Regions from separate parts of the Mus musculus genome. Here region 1 is linked to region 2. Evidence: chromatin loops called from intact Hi-C (ENCODE). Cell type or tissue: gastrocnemius. All regions are shown on one strand. Each heading gives the region's core, and the rest is flanking DNA. Links, peaks and the distances in the headings are about the cores only.

Evidence for each region. A loop is a pair of places that touch in the nucleus more often than their neighbours do. Peaks named below come from ENCODE experiments on the same cell type or tissue, not always from the same donor. Only the 100,000 strongest peaks of a DNase experiment are listed, where the experiment ranks them.
Region 1: it touches region 2 in a loop (2.6-fold over the local background); 2 of 42 quality-filtered maps call a loop at or near these places.

The regions. Positions count from the first base shown.
Region 1 is chr11:77,867,739-77,877,798 of GRCm38, reverse strand. No RefSeq gene overlaps it. Among named protein-coding and RNA genes, the nearest start is that of Gm29932, 12 kb to the left of the region's middle. In gastrocnemius, for the core only: no CTCF peak of the experiment used is centred there; DNase peaks (open chromatin) are centred at 4,889, 5,396 and 6,130.
Region 2 is chr11:77,961,711-77,971,770 of GRCm38, reverse strand. Sez6 (seizure related gene 6) reads right to left here. Exons shown (of 17, transcript NM_021286.4): 4 at 8,721-8,916; 5 at 2,684-2,869. Among named protein-coding and RNA genes, the nearest start is that of Phf12, 16 kb to the left of the region's middle. In gastrocnemius, for the core only: a CTCF peak has its summit at 4,430; DNase peaks (open chromatin) are centred at 4,436 and 5,596.

The DNA of each region.
Region 1 (10,060 bases), core at 4,627-7,126, 95 kb after region 2:
TAAGCAATGCATGCATGTATAAATTGTAACACAGAAGAAGGTGCATGCATGTAATTTTAACACATGAGAAGGTGCATGCATGTAGATTATAAGACATGAGAAGGTGCATGCATGCAGATTACAAGACGTGAGAAGGTGCATGCATGCAAATTATAACACATGAGAAAGTGGCTAGTGCTTTGGGGGACGTCAGACCGGGGAGGGACAGGAAGTGCTGGGAGTAGCTGTGTCTTCCCATGAGTGGTCAGAGGCCTCCTACTGAGGAGGCGGTCATCAAGGAAACGCCTTGCACTGGTGTCTATTAAAGAACGATATGAAGTGCAGAGGCAATGTGACTCGTTTGCTAGAGTTGTCTACCTAGTATGCATGAAGCCCCAGGTTCAGAACTCCAGCACCCCTTAAAACAGGCATGGTACACACCTGTAATCTTAGTACTTAAGAGATGGAAACAGGAGGAGGTGGAACAGTTCATCCTTATGTAGCCAAGCATAACAGTTCAAGGATGAGCTTGAGGCCAGCCTGGTCTTGGTTGAAAAAGAAAAGGAATGAGCCACAAAGCAAGTGGCGTGTGGTGGGGGGGTGTCAGATAGACCAGATGCTGAGAAGGGCCTGCATCCTGCATGTGAGTTCAGCAACTCTCATGCTGACAAAGCTAGCATGAGCCAGGGCTAAGGAGCCATCCTCCTGCTCCGGGCCCACTGCCTGCCTTCTATTTCCTCTGCGCCTCCCGATGCGCCATCCTCCTCCCCCAGCCAGCTGCAGCTCCCCTTCCAAAATATCCAGCTTTATTCAGTCTGTCAGTGACAGCCAAAAGGGGAGACCGATGTCTTGCAGAAGCAGAGAAAAGACAACTGGGGGACGCTACCAAACCCTGCCCGAGCAGGCTTAGGCCTTTACAAGAGTCCCCATGTAAGCTACAACTGTGAGTGGCCGAGCAGTAGGAGTGGGCGGAGCTGGTGTGAAGGGATAATGGGGTAAAGCAGGGGTCAGGGAGAGAGACTGAGAACTCGCAGACCAAAGGGCCACGGGGCTTCCAGGAGCGTGCACCCACAAAGCCAGAGCCCAAGGCCCAGTGTGTACCGGTGGGAGGAAGGGAGCTTTTCTCAGTTGTGGTTGGATGGGATCACAAGGGAGGTGTCACAGGAAGACGTCTGAGTGCTCAGGGAGGCAGAAGACACCGCGCCGCGCCGGGAGAGGTTGGAGGACAATGAGAGGGCCTCTGTAAGAGCAGAGGATTTGCCCAAACAGCATCATCTCATTGCTCTCCGTTTGCCTGAGCGCGGCCAGGCATCCCCTCGCGGGCAGCCCCTACATATCTTCAAGATGGAAGAAAATCAGAAGCAATTGTGAGGCAGTAGGAGTCCTCAGGAGGGGCAGGTGGGGTCTGCACAGGCTGCAAGGGAGAGATAAGGGCAATGAAGAGAAAGAGGCCGGAGTGGTTGCCAACCAGACTGAGGAAAACAGAGGCAGGCTAAAAATAGACTGGGGCTATGCAGGGAGGAGAGCCAGGCCAGAAAAGGAGGGGGAGCCGCGGCAATCGATGCCGCTCCCCACTCTGACCCAATTCTTCATCTCTCAGCCTCACCAAATTGACAAATGAGGTCTTGGTGGGGAAAGACTGACGCAGAGTGGGCGCAGAGAGGCCTCAGTGATCTGACTGCATTGTGAGGCAAAGGGGAGAGATGCAGTGTGGTCAGTACTGCTTCAACTCTTGCAAAGTTTGGTATTCCCGAACATGCTTGAGAGTTTAAGGTGTGTGAATCCAACCTGGAAGACGCTCAAATGCCTGGAAAGCTAAAACAGGGCAACCTGAGGAGCTGGCCTGGAGACTCTGGCTGGAAAATGACTCCAGGCAGGCCTGCGTTTATTTCCCTTCTCAGGGAGAGCGGTTAAAGAGAATCCGGTTAGTTCTCTATTGGACATTCTATGCAGCAAGAGGGATTTAGATTCGACTTCAGGAAATCGATCCCATTAGAAAGAAATGTGAGATATTAAGACATGGACAGAGCAATGTTAGAGCTCGCTCTGGGGGTATCTTGGGCATGGGTATCCTTGGGCCTCGAGAAGCCACCTAAAGACTGGGGCATGTGGCAATTCCTCTGGAAAACTCCTGGTCTGAGGGCAATCTAGGATCCCTGTAAACCTGCAGGATTGGAAATGGGTTGTTAAGTGCAGGAAGGGAAACACAGGGTGGGTTGGATCAGTCGGCTGGGGTGGGGGTGGGAATGGGGGAGGGGCGAGGGGCAGAATTCTATCACACAGGACCCGGTGGCATTTGCATAACTTTGAATAATGAATAAGCCCAGCTCTGGGGTTCCTACTCAGCACCGCTCATCTGCATCTTTATTAAGCTTTATAAATGATTCAGCTCCCTACCCCTTCCCTCAGCCCTGCCCAGCCTGCCCCTAAAATGAGCATCAGGGTAGCTGATTGCTCATTATTTTAGGCTAGATTTGTTTCACCAACATCCAGTGAGGCATGGAGTGGGGGACGCAGGAGGGAAAGATGGTAGGGAGGTGCAGGGGGAAGTTCAAGGCCAGCTCCAAGCTGAGACAGGGCACTTACAGACCAGAGCATACTTCTTTAAGTTGATCCTGTGGCCAGCATCTTAAGACAGAGCCATTTCATAGATTCTCTGAAATGTGCTGGGTTCAAATCCTGATCAATCCCCTCTCTTGTCTTCCATCAGCTGCCAAACTCCCAGTAGGCCTTCGCTCAGCTCCAGCACTGCCCTGCCGGCAGGCACTTGAACAGCCGAATGAGTATAGCCCCCGGGGAAGTTCTCACTTTTTCCTGAGGCAGGAATTTTGCTATTTGCTCAAAAGAAGGTGGGGAGGGGGAATCTGCAAGAACCAGCACTGGGCATAGCAGGGAGCATGAGCACAGTGTGTGAATTTGCAGAGGAGCCACACCTGTTCCTCCAGCACACCTGAGGCACCCGAGGAGCTGTGTACCCTCCCAGCCAGTGTGTTCATGCTGGCAACCCTTGGAGCTGCTGGCTCTGCTGGCTGAAGCCTGGGAGATAGATGTATTGAACAGTCTGGATGGGAGGATCTTGCAGGAACCTCCGAGTGCTGAGAGGGCAGGGCATTTCTCCCAGGGCATGTGCAAACCTGGTTGCACATGAAAACCACTTGGAGAGGTTTTTAAAGATATGACGCCGGGGCGACACCCAAGACCATTTAAATCAGAATCCCCCAGAGACAAGGCTGTGAACACAACCTTTTTTTAATTTATTTTTTATAAGTCCTTTAATCCAATTTGAGTCTTGTTTTGAAACAAACCAACCTTTTCATTTTTTAATACTAGGGATTGGACTTAGGGTCCTACACACGCTAGTCAAATGATATACAGTTGAGCCGTACCCCACTCTTACTATTTTTTTTTTTTTCGAGACAGGGTTTCTCTGTATAGCCCTGGCTGTCCTGGAACTCACTTTGTGGACCAGGCTGGCCTCGAACTCAGAAATCCGCCTGCCCCTGCCTCCCGAGTGCTGGGGTTAAAGGCGTGTGCCACCACGCCCGGCTCTACTATTTTTATCATGTGTGCATGCATACAAATGTGGATAAATGTGGGTGCAAGCTTGCCATGTGCAGAAGTCAGAAGGCCTTGGCTATCTGTCCTCACCTTCTTCACCACTGTGAAGTACTCCAGGCTAGCTGGCCAGAGAGCCTCCTGGGATTGTTGCTAGAGCACTGTGCTATGAGTCCAGCTTTTACATGGGATCTGGGGATCTGAACTCAGGTCTTTGGCTTACAAACAAGAGATTCACCCACTGAGCCATTTCCTCAGCCCCAGCCCTCTTTTCTTTTGACTTTTGGGCAGAGACTAAATTGCCTAGGCTGGCCTTGAACTTATGATTTTCCTTCCTTGGCTTCCTGAGTACTCAGAGTTACAGGCCTGATATCTGTTTTATATAAAACATGTGTATAAATATATGTGAAGTAAAAACTATGTAATAACATCGGGAAAATTTAAGCATGGGCCAAATATTTGATAGTAAAAAACTATCAATTTGTTTTCAAGTGTGATAAAAGTATTGTGATTATGCCTTTTTTAAGAGCCATTTTCTTTTCTATGGGGGATCAATACAAAAGCGTTTCCTGATGAACCTTCAGATCTGCCATCAACTGGCAGGGGAAGTGGGCAGGTGGGGCACAGCTCACTGTTGATCTTTGTTGAGGCTCTAAGGGTTAAAAAAAAAAAAGTCATTTTATTACACTTTTTACTTTTATTCACAAACAGAAATGGTGGCAGCTCGGTGACACTCGGTGGAACCAGAACTTAGGGAAGCAGGGACCCAGTGCCCCTTTGAGAACAGAACTGGCTTCTAGAAGGGGTTTTCCATGATCCTACATAACAAGGGAAGACTCAATCCATACAGGACGTCCTCTAATGTCTGCGGACTCAGGCTACATGGGCACAGAAACTTGGCATTTAGGGATGAAACTAGGGCTGCAGAGTCACCATCAGGCTGCTTCCTCTTCCTCCTCCTCTCCCCCTCCTCCTACCCCTCCCTCTTCTCCTTTTGTACCTACCATCCTCTACAGCAGTGGCTCTCAGCCTTCCTAATGCTGGAACCCTTTAATACAGTTCCTCATGCTTTGGTGACCCCCAACCATAAAATTATTTTTGTCACTACCTCACGACTAATTTTCCTACTGTTATGAATTATAAGGTAAATATCTGATATGCAGGATATCTAATGTGTGACTCACAGCCTGGGAACCGCTGCCCTAGGGGCTCAGAAGCCCCAGGCTCTGTATCAGAAAGTCACTGCTTGAAGCTTTGCTCGCTCTCTCTAGGAAGCCTGACCCCTATTGACTCAGCAAGTCTCCCTGGGCTCATCTGCCTCCACCAGGCAGGGGACACTAGCCCTGCTGATGTCATCAAGGAGGTGAGGGGAAGCTGAGAGCAACTGGAGGGAATTTGGGGCACCAGGCACCCCCACCAGCAGCCTGGGAGAAGGTCTGTGGTTGTTGCTGTGAGCTGAGAGTCACTCTCCTAGCTAGGTTCTCTTTGCACAGCACTCCTTTAATGAAACAAAACTCAGCATCTCGGGTCTCTCCCGCCCTGTACGGATCGAGTCTCTTCAGCCTTGCCAAGCCATCCGTTCACCGACCCTCTGCACCTTCTCCAAGGACCCCGGAGACATAATTCTTCACCCTGATTGGGGGAGTCTCGCCCTGTCATCGAACTCAGCCCTGCCCTCCACCCTGCCAATCTTGCTCCATTTGGGCCTCAATCATCTTCTCTGCTCCATTACTTTTCCTGATGGCCACCAGGGGCTGGGGAGCGGGGAGGGCTGGGGAGGGTCTGCTTCTAGGAGTGTTGGAATCCGTGCCTGCGCATCGCCCGCTGCCATGAGTTATTTCAGCATCGATGTTTGTCTCGAGCTGATTATTCCAGCTCCAGAACAGGTGGGGCAGCCTGCGGTGGCTTATTCGTCAGCCAAGGCCATCTGTTCCCAACAAGCTGAGATTTGTAGCTGATTTCTACTGGAGAGCCAGGGGTGGGGGTGGGGAGGCACATGGAGATTGCACTCTGGGCCCTGGGGGACCCACTGTCCTTCCCAGAACTTCTGGTATGACTGAAGTCCTGATGGCCTTTTCTGTACCCAAACCTTCCTATTTCCTAGGAAAAACTCCCTGGCCTCTTGATTTGACAACAACGCTTTTTCCTTTTCCTCAAGAGGATAAAACAGACATTAGATACACAAATCTATTAACCAGTATGAAGTTGGGTCAGTGAGCAGTGTCTCTTTAGAGACAGGAAAATTTATATACACACACATATATATATATATATATATATATATATATATATATATATATATATATATGTGTGTGTGTGTGTGTGTGTGTGTGTGTGTGTGTATGCATATATACATATACGTGTGTGTATATATATATATATATATATGGCATATATAATCATATGACCTTCTCAATTTTATCTCCAACCCCTTTATCAATAGGAATGTCCTTACCCAAACCCATCACCTGCAGGGCTCCAGGCTGATGGAAGAGACAGGTTTGGAATCTCTTCTCCTCCCCACCCTTCCACCCTCCAATCTGTTTCTTTCCCAGCTTCCACGCTCAGGCCTGCCAGCAGATGCCTGCTGCTTTAAGGGCGACATTCCCTGAGCAAGGAGCCAAGCAGTGTTTAAGCAGCTTTGCCACATGGCTTACCCAACCCCCACCTACCCTACACAGCTGACAGCTATACAGGGGAGACTAAGGAAAAACTATTCTTCTCGTCAGCCACGTGGGTCAGTGTGGGACCCTCTTTGGTGTTAGTGTCCATGTGTGCATTGACTTTCAAAATCACATACAAATTTCATGCTAACAGTAACAGATGCCTCACCCCCCCACACACACACACACTAGAGAGACAGAGACAGAGAGACAGAGGGAGAGAGGCAGAGAGAGACAGACACACAGAGAGGTGGAGATGAGAACAGGGAAAGCGTGTTTTGGCCTAGTACCTGGGACTGCGGATGCTCACCACCCTTCCAGCTCCTTCCCATAGGCATTGCCAGGAACAGAACCCAAGGTCGTACACATACACTCATGTCTCCTGACTCCCTCATTTATTAACTAACCTGCATTCTCATGTGTACTTATTTTCTTTTCATGATATAGCTTTAGCTGGCCTAGAACTCTCTATATAGACCAGGCTAGCCTTGAACTCACGAAGACCCATCCGCCCATGTCCTGAGGGTTGGGATTAAAGGCATCCTCTACCTCAGCAGGTTGTCACATGTAATATAAAACCATCTCCCTGTCTCCCTCCCACTTCCCTTTCCTTCTTCCACTCTGGGGATAGAACCTAGGTGTTACATAGGCTAGACAAGAGTCTTGAGCTACATCCTCAGCCCCAACCTGCCTCACTGCTCTGTTGGCTTATTTCAGCAGGTCCTTGTGAGCAGGGGCCCATTTCTGATCCCAGATACCTGCTTGGTGGTTAAGTACATGTGTATCCAAGGTCCACGGTGGCACTTCACAGGACCTGTCCTTCTGGCACAAAACCTGTCAGAGAGTGCCACCCCCACAGTTGCTTTCCATGATCTAGTAGTCCCTGGGGCTAGACTCTGCCCCAGGATGACAACCTGCAAATGGTGCCAGGCCCCAGTGTTAGTTAAAATGAGACACTGGACCTTCTTCATCACATATGATTTTATATGTCTGGCTGCAGTCGTTGACCTGTCTTTTAAAGACTTACTGTTTCAAAAGCTGCCGGCTACATCTTCCACACAGCAGCATTTCTTTTTTTTTTTTTTTTAACTCCCTTTAAAAATTTTTATTCCCTACTTTGAAATCCCCTCAGTGCCCTCTCTTCCCCCAATGCATTTGCTTTTCTCCCTAATCTAGTCAGATGGTAAATCTGGCACAAAACATATAAAATTTATTAAAATGTGGAAACTCTTTGACTCTTAAGTCACCTCAAATATAATTTGCCTGAACGGTGTCAAAACTTAATATCCTTTAAAACATTTTTTTTGATAAAACTGTCATAGCTGACTTTTGATATCAAAAGCAAATTCTATCTGCACATATAAGTATTCTGCTGGGAGATTTGTGTCACCAACTTCAATCACAAAGCACACAGCGTCTCTGGGATCTCCCTTATGGATATGACCCATCAGAGGAGCATACACTGCAGAAAACCCAATTTCTCTGTAAAATTCCTCCTAAACAGATCTAGCATCCTTGTTAGCTCCAAAATGGCTATTGCTTTGGATCTCTTTCTTCCCCGATCGAATCGCAAGAATGGTCCGGATTGTTCTGTCTTACCATCACAAAATTAGATGAAGTGAATATTGCTTAAAATATGCATTCTGAGCCGTGCAGAACTGTTATTCAAACTGTTGGCGCAGTGGGAGCACAGCACAAATGTGATAATGCATGAAGGGGGGGTCTAAAATTCTAAAGAGCAACATGGATGTGCACAAGACATTTTCTCCTGAATTTGCCAAAAGTGTTTTCTTCCTCAGGCCAGGTCTGGTGACTACTAAGCACATAAGGGTTGGAGGGGGCCATGACAGTGGTCACTCCCCTTCCTGCTTCTTCTGCATCCTGACAAGCCTAGAATAGTTCCAGATGCCCAGCCAGCTGCTGGATCCAAGCAGAGGACCTTGCTGACATCACTGGAACCTCAGTTACCTTAGAGGACAATGACACTTAACAGACTTGGGAGAGACTATGTCAGTCAAGGTGTGAGGGCTGGGGACCCAGTAACTCAATGCGTAGGAGCCATTGTTACCTCCTCACCAAATAGGTGATAATCTTGGAAGCACCACCCAGCCTCCAGGTCCATCATTGCTTCAGCTCCCCCTAAGACTTAAAGGGGTGGGAAGCTGCTCCCTTGGTCCTGATCTGAAATCATTAAAAGGGCAATGCTAAGCATCATGGCATGACTCCAGATCACTCCAGATCACTCTTGCAATTTGATCTGGGAAGAGACAGAATCAAAGCACTCAGGAAGCAGAGGCAGCTGGACCTCTATGAGTTTGAGGCCAGCCTGGTCTGCATAGTGAGTTTCAGGGCAGTTAGTGAGACCCTGTCTCACACACACACACACACACACACACACACACACACACAGAGAGAGAGAGAGAGAGAGAGAGAGAGAGAGAGAGAGAGGAGAGAATGCCATTCACATGGCCCTGACAACTGCTTGAGACATAGCTAACACAGCCTGTTACTAAAGCTATGGCTTAAGCTGGATGCTGGATGGTGGTAGCAGTGGCTCAGGCCTTTAATTCCAGCACCTGGGAGGCATAGACAGGCAGGTGGATCTCTGGGAGTTCGAGGCTATCCTGGTCTACAGAGTGAGTTCCAGGACAGCCAAAGCTACACAGAGAAACCCTGTGGAGGTGTGTGGTTTCTGGGAGCAACAAGAGCAGAATCTCCAAGTGTGGGATGGAGCCAGAAGCTACTGAGCTCTAAAATCAGGGCTGTGAACTTGCAAATAAAATCGGAATAAATGGTAGTGATTTCCCAGTTTCACAGTGAAAGACAGGGCGCCTACCTGGCCTGACAGAGTCAGGAAGGGAGGCCAATAGGAAATGAAAGAGGGGCTGAAAGTCAGAGGCCGCTGGCTGGAAGCCAAGCCCAGGCAGACCATGAACTTCCTCAGCACCCGTCTCACCAACTCCATGGGTGCCACCCAAGGGTGCCTTGGCGGCAGCAACAGAATCTCAACTTAGCAACCAAAGGTTCGTGCCAGCAACACCACCTCACTTTACAAATGGGGAAACCGAGGCCAGAAGAGTCAGCCCCTTTCCCAGGTTGTGGTGTCAGTAGCTGTTTGCTTTTGCTATTTTTCTCACTGGCCCGGATTCCAACTGGGGCAATGGGAAAGAAGCTACCCCAAGGGCAGAACTCGTCCATCATCAGGCGTGCCCCTCCGCTGGAAGATTTAGAGAGGATATAGCCTAGGGGAAGATGAAAGCAGTTGAGGTAGCTGGGAGTACCAGGCGGGGACAAATTAGCATAGTCTGGTCTGACATGTGTTGCTATATAAGAGGCTACAAAGTGTTCCAAGTTCCTGAGAACCGGCTCCGAGGAAATGAAAGGGGAACAGGAGGGATTAAGGTTAGATTTAAGACAGCACTTTCTCCCAGGGATGGCCCTTTATTCAGTGACCAAGGCTGGCTGTGAACTCATCCCCTGTCCCTCCCACTCCTGAGGCCTTTGGGAATCCGTTTTCTCTTCCCACACAGCCTGCTTGGAGGGCGGGAAGCAAATGAGGTGGCTGACTTTAAAAAGTCCTCACTTCAGGTAGGCACTCCTCTTCCTAGATGGGCCTCCTGGGCTCTCTGCTGAAAGTGAGGACTGCAGCTTTCAGGCTCTGGGGCCCTGGGGGGAGAACAGCAGTCATGGCATCTCTTGCAACACGCTCCCTGCCAAATTGATTCAAATTGGCTTGGATATGAACATATGATTAAAGGAGCGGCGCGATTCATTTATCAGGAGAGATTAAAGAGCGGCATCTGCGCAGCCTAGCTGGGGGACAATTAAGGAGCAAATCGCTAAGTGTCTGTGCCACCAGGCAC
Region 2 (10,060 bases), core at 3,234-5,733:
AGGGCAGGCGTAGAGTTGGTTCTCATTGTTTGATGACCAAAATGAATGCATGAATGTGGAGAGAAAGCAGGACCAATCAGGGATGATTCACGCCTTGGCAGACCGCTGGCCACAGGGCCCTCAGACACCTTCTGCAGTAGCTCTCTATAACACTACTAAGCCACCATTCCTTGACTGACTGCTAAGGAATGCTCAACACTGACCCCTCTGGCCTGGTCCCGCTTTTTCTTCCCCAAGAAAGGCTGAGCTGCTTGTCTGGGCCCAACAGTGAGGGTTTCTGGAATTCATAGAAGGTGAATGGGGCCGGGAAAGGACCTGAAGCAGGAAGCTGGGTTCCAGGCAGCTCTTGTTATTCTCAGATGCACACAGTTCTTCTCTCAGAGGCCAGACTACCATGGCCCACACAGAACACCGTTGCCCCAAAGGCTCCAGATGACAACAGAGTAGAATCTGGATCTCAGGGTCTAGGATAAGCTTTGTCTCTCACTCGCTATGGAAGAGCAAGCTAACTTTCTACTTGATCTCAGCATAGAGCTGGCCTCCAAACAGAACCCCATGCCATCTTTGACTTGGAATCACCCAGTGGTTCTCTATTGCTCTTGAGATGAAGCTCAAGCCCATTACGACCTGAGTTCTCTCTATTGATTTTCCATCTTCCCTTCCTGAAGCCTTCAGGCATACTCACTGTGTATCATGCTGTTTCTGCATGCTCCCACACAGACTCCACCAAACTGCCCTGAGCTAACGTTTCTGGACTTGCTCCCGGTCATGTCTGTGGGAAGCCACCCAGGTCTCCTCAGTGTGGAACTGAGCTCTCTGGCTGGCCCATATGCCTGCCACACTGAGGCCACCCCACGCCAGTGTTGGCTACACTAAGCCACTTTCCAGCCTCCCCGCTAGATGGTGCTCCTTTGAGGCAAGAGGGCATGTCTATCTAAGGTCTCTGACCAGCACTAGGAAAAATATAAAAGGAAATAAGGCTCAAAAGCCAAAGTCTCTTCTATTCCAAGAGGACGAGAAGCCAAAGCTGTCTGTCATGCGGCAAACCCAACACTTCCTCCACAAGCCTCTGGGTTTGTAGCCATCTTGGATCTTTTCATCTCCAGGGACCAGAACTCAGGTTCCTGTTCTCTCATCCGTTCCCTCCTCTCCATTCCCAAAGTCACTGCCCCAGATCAAATCCTCTATCCAGGATGGCCTCTCAGCCTTCAGACAACCACTGCTGGCTCCCCCCAAGGAGCAGTTCTGACCTCTTGCCCTTTCTCCTCAAAAGCCTCAACATTGTGTACCTCGTGTCTTGACCTGACACTGCAGGTCCTTCCCACTGTTTGCTCACCTGGCTGTCCCCGATGCCTCCAACACCCTCCCCTTCTTGTCCCTCTATCGTTGCTTAGCTTGTTCCTTGCATGGAAAGATCGAACCTTCAGTGCTACCTCCTTACCAACTGGGAAGGGATGGCTGCTTTTTCCCCAGGTCACTTCAACCTTCACCCTTTGGCAAGGTCCGGCTATGGAGCTCATGCTGGCCTAGAACTCAGACCTTCGTGCCTCAGTCTCTCAGGGGCTGGGATTGCGTTGTGACCATCACACCAGCCACTTTATGACTGTTCCTTGGTACCTTTTACCCCCTGTTTCAGAATTAGTAACCTATGCTCTAGTTTATTCTTTTAAAAGTTACATGTAGGGCTGGGGAGATCACCCAGTGGTTAAGAGCACTGACTGCTCTTCCAGAGGACCTGAGTTCAATTCCCAGCAACCACATGGTGACTCACAGCCATCTGTAATGGGATCTGGTGCCCTCTTCTGGTGTATCTAAAAGCAGCAGCAGTATACTCATATGCATACAATAAATAATTCTTTTTTTTTTAAAGTTACATGTATATGAATGTGTACTTTTACATGTCAGTGCAATGGCCTCTCAGCCTTCAGACAACCACTGCTGGCTCCCCCAAGGAGGCCAGAAGGGGGCATTGGACCCTCGAACTGGAGTTCAGCAATTGAGCGCTGCTGGAGTGTGTGTTGGGAATAGATTTCAGGTCCTCTTCAAGAACAGCATGTACTCTTAGCCACGGAACCATCTCTCCAGCATCTCTACGCTTCTTCTTCCCCCCTTTCCTGAAACTGTGGGGTTCTCAGGGCATAAGCCAAGTGTGACTCCTGCCTCTTCTTACCTTCTCTTACCTTCTATGAACTCTGTGGTCACGTGGCCCAGAAACCCTCACTGCTGGGCCCAGACAAGCAGCTCAGCCTTTCTCGGGGAAGAAAAGGTGGGACCAGGCCAGAGGGGTCAGTGTTGAGCATTCTTTAGCAGTCAGTCAAGGAATGGTGGTGTAGTAGTACATAGAGAGCTACTGCAGAAGGTGTCTGAGGGCCCTGTGGCCAGCGGTCTGCCAAGGCGAGAATCATCCCTGATGGGCTCTGCTTTCTTGCCACATTCATGCATTCATGTTACCCATGCAACGTTGAAAACCAACTCTGAACTCGACCTGTGATGCTCACATATAATGCCCAGGTAATAAATGTAGGTTGGCTCAATACCAAGATGCGCGACCATCTTCTGTCTTTCTTACAGGAAATAATTGAACTTCCAGACAGCAATGGAGATCAGAGAATGACCCCCTCACACACACACACACTTTGCTCCTCTGTTTGACATTGAGCCTTCCTTGTGGGGACCCACTCACCAATGCAAACAGGCTCTTGGGAATCCCAAAAGGGCTGGGTGGCATTGAGACAGGTGAGGAACCTGGCACCCTTGAGCTGGTAGCCAGTGGCACAATGGAAGTGGGCGCTGCCTCCTGGGTGGAGACTGGTGACAGTCACATCTCCATACGCTGGACGTCGGGGAAAGTGGCAGCTCAGGAGATAGGCTGTGAAGAGAGAATGGGTGACAATGAGGAAGGAGGGGGAGGGGGAGAGGAGGGGGAGGGGGAGAGGAGGGGGTGCCTGCACAGCCTGCTCCAGGTGCCTTTGGGCTCAGAAGATGCATTGGAAGTCCCACGGAGGCATCTCATTTGTTCCCTTGTAGAAGTGGGGGTTGGTTATCGGAACAAGAGACCTGGAAGCTCGAAGACAGAGGTTCCTACCCAAGCCCAGTAACACTTAAGCTTTCTCTAGGTGTTTTCTTACCTGCCTCCCCCGTCCAACTCCTGAGTGCTGCTACTGACTCTAGCTCTGGCTGTCCTGGAACTCAGACCTGCAGATCAGGCTGCTCAGGACTCAGATCCACCTGCCTCTTCCTCCCATGTGCTGGGATTAAGAGCGCACTACACAAGCTGTCCCCTTACTTCTTAAGTGAGGCTGGAAATGCTTGTGAACCTGAAATCTCTGGGATTGAGACCAGAGGGTCCCGAGTTCAAGGTCAGCCTGAGCCATGTAGTTTGACCAGGTCTCAAAAACAACCAAATAGCTAAACTGAAACCATACAGGAGCTGCTAGACCTCTGGCACCCAAATGATGACAAATCTAGAAGTTTGGGTGTACACATAACAGCTCAGTGGTAGCTTGTTCCCTCATGTTTGAGCCTTGGCACTAAAAGAAAAACATTATGGAGGACTTGTAGACGTCACTTTTCCTGTAAGAAGCAGACGTGAGTTTCAGAAGAAGAGACTGAAATCAGGCAGCAAAGATGTCCTCAGTCCTCCCCATGAAACCTGACAAACCTTGACGGATGGCAACAGTAAAGGCCTCTTTGTTTTTATTTTTTCCTATCTTTGAAATGATAATGTAATGGCATCATTTCTCTCTTTTCCTCCACCCGAGCCCTCCCACATACCCTTTCCTTACTCATTTTCAAATGTATGGCCTCTTTTTTCATTAACCTTAACATGTAATAATATATGTATAGGTATATACATATATGTTCTTAAGCGTGACCTGCCCAGTCTGTATAATGTGACGGGTATGTGTGTTTGCAGGGCTGACCATTTGCTATTGGATAACCGACTGCTGTGTGTCTTCCATGGGGAAGACTGTTTCTCCGGATCTCAGCATCCCTTAGTAGGTCCCTCTTAGTGGTCTTTGCCGGGTACTTTGGCATATCTACAGTTGTTTTGTTCAGCTCACGTTTAGGCAGTCACGCTGGTGAGGCTTTATTAGGGTAGCTTCTAAGAAGTACTAAGTACTAAGAAACATGATCAGCAGGTCAGCAAGCGACTTTTTTTTTAAAGGATTATTTATTTTATGTATATGAGTAGAACACACGAGAAGAGGGTATTGGGTCCCATTACAGATGGTTGTGAGCCACCATGTGGTTGCTGGGAATTGAACTCGGGACCTCTGCAAGAGCAGTCACTGCTCTTAACCACTGAGCCATCTCTCCAGCCCTGCAAACGACTTTGGGACAGTGGGACGGATGTGAGAAAGTCACACTCACTTTCTTGGAAATTGGAGGTGGGATTGGCCACTCTGGTTGCTTTGGGAGTTGTCGTACCATTTATGACCACACAGGGGCAGCAAATCCCATAAAATTGTCTGGTAAACCCCAACCCTTAGGCTAAAGCCCAGGAATAGCTTATAAAGAGGGAGTCTGGCTTGGGTCTAAGAGGTAGAATGCCTGGAGCAGACAAGGAGAAAAGTAAAAAGGAAGGCTTGACTGTGCCTCTGTGCCTTTATTTTTTTTTTTTTTCTTGTCTTACAACTCTTTTTTTTTTTTCCATTTTTTATTAGGAATTTAGCTCATTTACATTTCCAATGCTATACCAAAAGTCCTCCATATCCACCCACCCCCACTCCCCTGCGCACCCACTCCCCCTTTTTGGCCCTGGTGTTCCCCTGCTCTGTGCCTTTATATGAACAGACAAAGGGGCTGCCTTTGGGCAGATGAGCTACCAAAGCTTGAGTTGACTGTGACTCAGTTTTGAGGCCTTCCCCACCTGTCATATACTTAGTTGCTATGTGAAAACAAGAAGAGAGTTTTGAGGGCTTGACCAATAAAAGGCTAGTTGTGACTGGCCAGTGGAGAGGGCAGTGCTTAGGAGATGGATTCTGGGGTCAGACTCCCTGGGTTTAAATGCAGACTCTGCCCGTTACTTCCTACACTGCCACCTTGGGCAGGTTACTTCTTTGCTCCATGCCTCGATGGTTTCTTTGTTTAACCGGTGATTTAGAGCACTGCCTGCAGCGCTGGGGAGGTTAAGCGGGAGGCCATATGTGCAGTGCCTGCACAACGCACACACCTACCTCTGCCCCGTTTCCCCCAAAGCTGGTTGTTAATGTTTGCCGTTGCGAGTAGGAACAGCTTCTTACATTTGCTGTGCTGTCTAGTTTCTAAAGAGCCCCTTCTCGCCTAGTACCCATCATACACGCGGAAGAAAGAAGGTAGGGTAGGGGCTATTGACCCATTTTAAAGATAAAGAAAGCTGAGGTTGGGAGAGACTGAGGGTCAGAGGGCTTCTGACCCTTGTCATACTGTAGAAGTGTGGTAGGGTAGGGATTGGAGTACCTGCCTGCCTCTCGAGGTCCTTTGCTTCCTACCTGGCCCCAGTTAATATGGGATCCTGGCCGGTGGAGTCAGAGACACCTGAGAGTGACAGTCCAGGCTGGCCTTGGAGCTGGTCCAGCAAGTCACTGATTCTCCCTCGGGGAGGATAGGGAGGACTGCACCCAGCCTGGGGATGAGGAGGAGCTGACTCCCTGGGAGCCATAGGCCAGGTGTCAGACCCAGCACCTGCGCTCTCATCTTCCCCGTGAGTCCCAGCACAACCTGGGGAGGGAGTGGGCTGGAATCATGTGAAAGCAGGGGGCTGGTAGCATCGAGAGGCACCCCCAGACTCCATCGTGGGTAAGTGCCACTTCCCAAGATGAGCTTCCTATTGCCATGACAACCAACCGTTCCCAGGGAGTCTGCACCACCACAATCTGTTGAGTTATTTTCTTGCTGGCGGCTGTTTCGGAGCCAACTCCAGTGCCAGGAATGCTTGGATGCAGGAGGGAGGGGCCTCCCCGGCACTCTGACTCTCCACCCGGACTAGGGGACTGGGACCCGGCCAGAGGAATCTATCCAGCCACAGGCCTGTGTGGAAGCTCACGACTGTGCCCTCTCCTTCATCAGCTTGGACAGCGCCTGCCTGCACAGGTGCAGGCGTGTGTTCCCAGGCCCTCCCTCACTCTCCTGGCACCCTCTTTCTCCAGCCCACGAGAAATGCCCGTGAGCACACGCTCCTCCTGTTCCCATCTCTGGGATCAGGGCTAATTACAGTCTATAATTAGGGGAATTACACTCATTAAGGAAAGAGCTGATCATTGACAAAAACTGGGCAGAGGAGGGAGGGCCGCTGGGACAAAGAGCAGGAGTGGGCCAGCTCCCCTAGGCTCTCCTAGGACTCTGCTCCCCCTGCTAGGCCTCCGGCCCTGTTGTGTTCTCCCACTTTTGTCTGGAAGCACAAAGAGGGAACTGGAGTTTTGTGCAAAGGAATTTGCAGCAAGAGAAAAGGTTACTGTGGCATGAAATTATGCCTGCTGCTGAGGAGGATTGATGAGCCATTAGGGAGGCTGGAGGGGCCGCCCAGATGGTCATCCCTGCCAGGGTGGGGACCTACCACTGCTGAGGGCCTGGACAACCTCTGCCCAGCATTAAGGTCCCTGCTGACAGAGGCTGCTCCCCCCAGTTTGGATGGCAAAGCCTTGACAAGATGAAGAGACAGGGTCAGAGCATTCCTAGCTCCAGGATGCCTGCCCCCCCCCCCCCATCAATTCTTCCCCCCTACAGAGCTGCAGAAGTGGTCTATGCCAGCGCAAGACAATGTCTTGATTGTTCTTACCAATTATCCCCCTGTTAGCACGTGCGCGAGGGGGGGTGGGGGGGTCTGAATTAAAGTTAACCTGTGCAAAGGACGGAACAGACTTCCAGCCCAGGGAAGGGGTGGGCAAGAAGGAACCCTATGAGGAAGCTCCAGCTTCGCCTCGCTCCGCATGCATCCTGCAAGCCGAGTAATGCTGGTTTCCGTAGTGGAGGGCATGCTAAGCACCTTTTTGCTTTACTCAAACGGTAACTAACTTTGAAGCATAGATGGTTTAGCCTTCCCAGTAGGAAAGGGAGGGTCAGGCAGCGACTACAGAGGAGCAGAGAAGGAAGAGTGGCGTTTCTAGCCAGCATGGTAGCTGGGGCCTGTAATCCTTACACCCAGGAGGCCGAGGCCCTAGTGCTGTGGTGAGTTTGAGGTCGGCCTGAGCTATGGTGTAAGATAAGGGCTGTGAGATGATTCATCGGTGAAGGTGTCGACTGCCAAGGCTGAGGACCCGAGATCAACCCCTGAACCTACATGGTAAAAAAAGAAAACACTTCATGCCAAGTTGTCCTGGGCCATCGTGTGTGTGTGTGTGTGTGTGTGTGTGTGTGTGTGTGTGTGTGTGTGTTTGTGTGTGTGTGTGTCTGTATGTCTATGTATTTGTGTGGAGGGTATGCCTTTGAAGTATTTGCTAAAGACTACAAATAATATGTGAAGATTGTAAAGATGCCGGCTTATTCTGAACTGTGGTGTGTGGACAGCCTGTCTTATTTTTGTACTTTTCTATAGTTTTAAATGCTTTCAAAATGAATAAAAATTGTGGTGAAGTTGGACACTTGACTGTATTTATAGCAATATTACAGTAGATTAATTGCCAATCAAATTTTTTTCCTTGTTTTTTTTTTTGGTCTTTTTGGTCTTTTTGTTATTTTGTCTTTTTTTTTTTTTTTTCCAGAGCTGAGGACCGAACCCAGGTTCTTGCGCTTGCTAGGCAAGCGCTCTACCACTGAGCTAAATCCCAACCCCCAATCAAATATGCTTGCTTTTGCTTTTTTTTTTTTTTTTTTTTTTTGAGACAGAGTCTCACTGCATAGACCTAGCTGGCTTGGAACTCACTGTGTAGACCATGTTGACCTCAAAGACATACAGATCTGCCTCCCTCAGCCTCTGTGTGCCACTGTGCCCAGCATAAATGAATAAATAAATAAATAAACATTTTACAGAAAATATTTCTAAAATTTTACCAGTAATGAATGGATCAGTCTTAATTCTCAATATAACATGAAATTATCTTATTTATTAAAAGTAAAAAGGAGCCAGGCAGTGGTAGCTCAGGCCTTTAATCCCAGCACTTGGGAGGCAGAGGCACGTGGATTTCTGAGTTCGAGGCCAGCCTAGTCTGCAGAGTGAGTTCCAGGACAGTCAGGGCTACAGAGAAACCCTGTCTCGAAAAAGAAAAAAAAAATCAAAAAAAAAAAAAAAAAGGTAAAAAGGAGGGCCAGAAAGATGGCCAGATGTAAAGGCACCTGCCACCAAGCCTGATGACCACAGGGTAGAAGGAGCTCTCCGATTCCCACAAGTTGCCCTCACACAAAACAAATAAGTGCACTAAATCCACAAAATTTTAAAAATTAAAACTTAATTTTTTTTAGTACTAGTATACTAAAAATAAATAAAAGGAAAAAAATCAGAGAAGCCAAATGACCTGTTCAATGTCAAGACCTGTTCAGGTAGCAAGAAGCCCACTCACCTCCTCAGAGTATGGCCCATTTGATCACGCCCTGCCCCTTTCCCGCGGCATCCCCACTTGCCATGCGGGGCATGGGCTGGATCCCAGGTGGGCAAGCAAAGCCAGTCTGCTTCGCTAAAGACCTCCAGATGGTCATTGTCAAGTCCCTTCAGCTCCTCACTGACCCAGACTGTGAGGACATCAAAGCCACCCAGGAGAGTAGCCAGTCATGGCTGGCTCCTCTCTCAGTTGCTCGGGCCTTACCTTGGTAGCGGAAATGGAAAGTGCCAGGCCCAGCGGGTAGCGGGAGGCTCTGGAACCTCAGGGCTGCTTGGTGGGTGGGGCTGCGGATGACCTGGCCCCTCAGCAGGAACGACTGGTTAGCCAAGGGCAGTGGATCGGGGCCCCCCAGGCCCTCCACGGTGATGGTCTCCCCTTCCTGAAGGCTGATGTTCTCCACCTGCATGTGGATGGGAGAGAACAGAGCGGTGCTATCAGGACTTCTTGTACCTGAGCCCTGCTGGCCCGTGACTCCAGCAGTGTCACACACTGTATAGCATACTACAGTCCCCAAACTAGGCACTTCACACAGGAAGAGCCCATCTTGCCTCCTCGTAAGTATGAGATGGGGCCCAACGGTTGGTTAGAAGAATATTAAGCATGTTACCCAAGTTCACACGGAGATTATGAGCAGAACTCCCTGTTGGCTTTCTATGGTTTCCTTCTCTGGGGTCTGTTTTCTCGTTTGTAGATTTGATGGTACATGAGGGCCTAAATACCAGACCCACGTACCCAGCTTCCCCTGGACATTCCCGATATATGATGCACATCCCCCTCACGCCCAGCCTGCCTCACTATGAACCACGTCTTCCCCCAGCCAGCAGATCCCCAAGCTGCTGACAATAATCTCACTCACTACCTGGGCACCCACGCCTTGCCTCTCCCCTCATGCCCTGCACCCACTCGGTCATCTGGACTGCAGATCCGTTCGGTCGCCTTCCTCGTGGCTGCCACTTCCTTTCTCATCACGATTATTGCTCACCTAGATCACCCAAGCGACCTCCTCGACAGCCTCCCCGCCTGGAGGCTTTAACCCACTCCTCCCTTCCCATCAATATTTTCTGAACTGAAGCCATCAATAGTCTCAGTCCCCGCCGCACATCACAGGGATTCTTGTTTAAATCACCCAGTATTTCTCCAGTGAGTCTGTAGCCTGTGGTTCTATTCCAGACTCTCTGACTGGCTCTACAGGTCCTGGCAAACAAGGTCCCTGCCGGCCCATCAGCTTGGCCTTGTCTTGTGTCATCATAAGTGCTCTGGTCACTTCTTTTGGTTGTCAGAGGCCCCTTTGCTACCATCCTGTTCCTGAGACCCTTAGACCCTGAGCATACTTCCCTTCAAAGGTCAGACAACGATTCTGACCACAGAGACGATGCTGTTGGCTGATAGAGCTCCAGATTGAGAGCCTAGAAACAGGGGCTCATCTCCACCCTGCATTCCTAGGCAAGGACAGTATTTAGGTTTCATTATATTTATTATTTTTTTAATAGAATCTCATTATGTGGCCCAGGCTAGTCTCAAATTTGTGATTCTCCTGCCTCAGT